Linked DNA regions of Homo sapiens: region 1 is linked to region 2. Evidence: read pairs that join two places in POLR2A ChIA-PET (ENCODE). Cell type or tissue: Caco-2. All regions are shown on one strand.

Region 1 (2,500 bases), 77 kb after region 2:
ATCATCCCTCCTTTATTTTGACCCTGCAATGTCCGTACTTTGCAGGCCCATGCTGATTTCATTACTATTTATGTTCATCTCTTTGATAATTTCTCTTTTATTAGTAAGCATCCACTCCATGACTTCTAATTTATTTTTACATGGCAAATTATGAGAAAGCAATGAAAGAATTCCTAAATGTGATAAATGGTTTCTAGCGGCATTGCTTATGCTTTCTAAAAAGCTAAGAGATTCCAGTGTGGGGGTTCCCATGGGGGATTCTGATATGTTCTTCTGAAGAAATAAGGAAGGTCTGTATCTACCATCCCCAGGCCTCTACTTAGCAAACCATGTTCCTCCCCGGGCCAGGCTCACCACTCCACCCACACGGAGGGGACGACTTCTAATTCCTGCACTTGCTTTATGACTTTGTGTAAATGTGTTCAGTGCCATTTGGCTGTTCTTCTGAAGAAAACTCAGTCTCAATTGTGCTCCCTGGCTTAATTGTTGTCAAGGTGAAGGCTGGATATTGCCAACAGAGCCTATCAAGAAGATCTTGTTTTACTGGAGAGTATGATTCAGGAAGAATGCACACACTGATTGAAGCCAAAACTATGATGAAGTTGTTGGATATTTTTGAGAGGGTGTTGAAGGATGGGTAGAATTAATTTCCACCTGAAGAAACTGGTACTTCTCTCCCCACCCCTAAACAATTGTATATTGATATATTTTCTCCATCTGTAAAACAAAGATAATTTTTCAGTCTCATTCATCAAAATGGCAAAGGCTCCTATAAAAAGCTTAGTAAGACACTAAATGTTAAGTCAGTGCTTAATGATAATCTACCGGAGTCTTTATGGCTTGATCTTCTGAGAATTAAAAACCACTTGGCCTTCCCCGAAACTCTCCACTGGGAATAGCAATGGCTCCTAGATTCTGTGTAATTAAACTTCCTGGAAAGGAGGGGGCTGGGAAGCTGTAGACCACTAAATCAATAGATTAAAAAACAACAGGTAAATGGGTTAAATGGTTAAGTGGTGATCCATCTGAGTATTGGCCCTTTCTCTAATAAACCTAATATCAAAGAATGAATGCCATGATACGGAGTTCAAAAAGCACCCTAAACTTAAAACACCTATTGAAAAACCAAGCTGGTTTAACTGACATAATTATTGTGGATTCACTGAAGTCTGAACAGCAAAGTATTTAAAGCACTGTCAGGAAATATTAAATCCCCCTTCTGAGACTAGGATTGAAAAAAGGTAGGACAAGGCTCATTTTTTACATTAAAGCAAGATTGGGCCTGATTAGTATTTGAAATATTTCTTTCCCAATTTTGGACAGCATTAGATTTTGGCTAGTGAAATATAAATGAACATCAATTGTATATGACAAATGCTGATCCAAGCCACTTAAAATTCCCTGAATGTCCTTTTCTCTCTTAGACTGACTGCTAGAGTCTCATCATCAAAGTCTGCAGAGCCGACCAAAGGTAGCTCTGTGGTGGAGGCCCCGCCTAAGCTATGAAGGGTTAGAAAGATAGCTGTTTGTTTTGTAAGGACATGAATCACTATCAGGGCTATCACAACATTGCAAGCTAGGTCACAGGACTCCAAGTCACTCTGCATTTTGCTCAGAGGTGAGGGAGCTTAGAGACTTGTTGCTGCCTTTCTGTTTCACTGGAAATGAAATCCACTTGTGTCACCATTCCCTCCTGTTTCAGGTTGAGACCAAAGAGATTAAGAGAAATATACTAGTGTTAAACATTAAAGCCACAATAATAAAGATGGCCAGAGTACCTAGTAAACATTTTTGTTCACAATTTGGAAAATGAATGAAGACCGAAAAAAAGGAAAGATCCTTCAGTTTGTCCTGGAGAGAAATGTAATTATGGTTTAGTCCTTAGCCATCATAATGGGTTCTTTGAAGCGGCTTCCTGGGCCAAAATAAACAGTTCATTATATACAAATTCAAGAGATAAGGTTGATTTGGCTCTTTGGAATCAAGATCCTTATCTTTCCATTAGTTTAGTCTAGAAATATGGTAACCAGATTCACCCAAGACACCGACTCTCTCCTCCGACTCCTAGATTTGATTTCAAGGTCTTGTCTATGAGATCTATTAGAACAAAGAGCCCACTAATTAAGCAGCTAACCCCAAGACTATGCTGTTAGCCTGGGGGGACTTGTTTTATTCCATTAATTTGAGAGCAGCTACTTTATATCCAGTGGTAATTGGTGCAGGACTATCTCTGTCTACTTACACGGGAGGAAATACCACAATTTACTCTAATTTGAATTAAATATTTTACAGTTTAGACTGGCTAGCCCCACATTTTTCTTTGTTAGTGATGCTGAAGAAGCCTCCTTTATAGTGTTCTGGAAGACTGCTCCATCTTTATCTATTACCCATGCAAATGTTTTGTATTTAGCTAAGGCTGTAGCTGATAGAACCAAAATACTTAGCAGATTTTGGATTGATTCTGCTCTCCACAGCCCAGTCGGCTCTTTGCTGTATGAAT
Region 2 (2,500 bases):
CTTCAGTTAGTGTCATTATGAATATTAAAAATAGAGTTTTGAAAGAAAACACATATACCCCTCTGTGCTGTACCTTCCTCCAAAAAGCACAACGCTGCATAATTTCTCAGATGCAAACTCCATTTTCATCTTGCCAGCAATTTGGCGGTTCTCAAAAGGTTACTGCTCTGAATTTGTTTTCTTTGTAGTCTTGCAGTCCATTTGTTCTGCCTTAATGCTGAAAATCTATGTGGGATCTCGACCTCCATATGCCATACACCAGTAGATTTACCCTTTTCTTTAAAATTTTCCTCTACATTAACATAAGAAGAAGAATGTGTTTCATGATTTGTTAAATTGGCATATGGGCTAAATGTTTAAGGTTAAAATCTAGGAGATCTCAAACCTTAGGTGGAACCTAATTACCTGCTGTGCCTCTAAGGGCTGATTTTTTGAGAGTTAAGAGTATCTTCCCAAATTTCTAAGACACATTAAACAAAAATTTGCATCCCTGAAAAGAAAGGTGCAGTTAATCTACCCGGCCAGTTAGTGACCTTGCCCTAAAGGTAATTCCACCTCAACTTTAATGACCACATAAAAAGGAATGAGCCAAAGTCATAAGCCAAAACCAAAAAAGTAAAAGCTGGTCCTACATACAAAATAATGGGGAGATAAGCACTTAAGTGAAAAGTAAACTTGCTCTATGTCTGGCTGTTTCCTGTGTGTTTCCTACGCATGTGACCATTTTCTACACATTTATGTGTTGTGTTTTCCCATGTGTTTATCTTGGTGCCAAGGTTATTAAGGCAAGTTCCCCAACCTCAAGAGATTTATTTCTAATTGGAAGAAATAGGACTAACACTCTCAAAATAATTAGAAAACCAGTAAATGCTAAAACACATGGCTCAATAGGTATTTAGGGAAAGGAGAGGGCTGCTGAGCTGGAGAAGTAGGGATGTTTCATAGAGGAAGCAGAGTGAGAGGTGGGCAGTGGAGAATAGGAAAGACAGAGATGAGCAAAGAGGAGATGAGAGGAAGATAGGCTGGTGCATAGTGATGGTGTTACAGGAAAGGGGTCTGATCCAGACCCCAAGACAGGGTTCCTGAACCTTGCGCAAGAAAGAATTCAGAGTGAGTTCCATAAAGTGAAAGCAAGTTTATTAAGAAAGTGGAAGAATAAAAGAATGGCTACTCCATAGACAGAGCAGCCCCAAGGGTTGCTGGTTACCCATTTTTATGGTTATTTCTTGATTATTTGCTAAACAAGGGGTGGATTATTCATGGCTCCCCTTTTTAGACCATGTAGGGTAACTTCCTGATGTTGCTATGGCATTCGTAAACTGTCATGGTGCTGGTGGGGGTGTAGCAGTGAGCATGACCAGAGGTCGCTCTCATCGTCATCTTGGTTTTGGTAGGTTTTAGCTGGCTTCTTTACTGCAACCTGTTTTATCAGCAAGGTGTTATGACCTGTATCTTGTGCTAACATCCTATCTCATCCTGTGACTTAGAATGCCTTAACTGTCCGGGAATGCAGCCCAGTAGGTCTCAGCCTCATTTCACCCAGCTCCTATTCAAGACAGAGTTGCTCTGGTTCACAGGCCTCCGACAATGGAGTACCAGGTAGAGGGACAGCGGGGGCACAAGCCCAAGGGAAGAAAGAAGAAGGTAAATGTTGAGGTGGGCCTAGCTGTATAGAAGATCCAGGTAGGGAATGTGGCTTCATAAGGATGGGTGATGGAGGGCTGGACTCAGTGTGGTAGGCACTGGGGAGAGTGGTTGGGGCTTTCTAAGGGAAAATGGTACTCTAGGAAGAATAGTCTGGTAGTGGCTGGAGGCTGGTGAGTACAGAGATTAACGCTAGAAAGCTGCTCCCCTTATTCTGGAAGGTATGAGTTCAAAGAATGCTATTTTCTTGGAGAAAAAGAACAAAGGGGAAGTTTGAGAAACGCTTCAAAGAGGGAAAGAGAAAACTTGATGAAATCTTTAGCTCATAGCGGTTATATCTTGGGAATAAGGTGAGAGAGCAGATGGTATTGGAGATTTTGCATTTGATCTTATACACTGCATACAGTTCAGGATAATTATACATATGTGAATGTATATGTATATACATGTATATGTCTATGTGTGTGTATATGTATATATAAACATGTGTGTATATGTATATGTATAAACATATATGCATATATATTACTTTTAAACAAAGGTCATACATTATTTTTTATAGCAAATTTAAAAAATGTAATCATAAGATTTCGGGAAGACTTCAAAAATAATGACACTACTAACAAATGGGTTAACTGTAAGAAGAAGCTGGCCTCCTTTCTGGCAGGTGTATCTGGCATTAGTGCGCGCATGCACACACGCACACACACGCTCCTCTAGGTCTGATGTGCTCATCATGCATGTCCTTATTTCACCACTTTCTGCCTCTTGGATCCTTATGCTTTGTGGGCCTGGAGCTGTTTTGCCTCCTGCTCCCTTCCCTGATGTCTCTGCCACTCTATCTCTGATTTCTGTA

Evidence for each region. Peaks named below come from ENCODE experiments on the same cell type or tissue, not always from the same donor. Only the 100,000 strongest peaks of a DNase experiment are listed, where the experiment ranks them.
Region 1: POLR2A ChIA-PET joins it to region 2 with 6 read pairs; 2 of 35 experiments call an interaction of 5 or more read pairs at or near these places.

The regions. Positions count from the first base shown.
Region 1 is chr2:204,406,941-204,409,440 of GRCh38, reverse strand. No RefSeq gene overlaps it. Among named protein-coding and RNA genes, the nearest start is that of PARD3B, 140 kb to the left of the region's middle. In Caco-2, no CTCF peak of the experiment used is centred here; a DNase peak (open chromatin) is centred at 1,510.
Region 2 is chr2:204,484,147-204,486,646 of GRCh38, reverse strand. No RefSeq gene overlaps it. Among named protein-coding and RNA genes, the nearest start is that of PARD3B, 60 kb to the left of the region's middle. In Caco-2, no CTCF peak of the experiment used is centred here; a DNase peak (open chromatin) is centred at 1,526.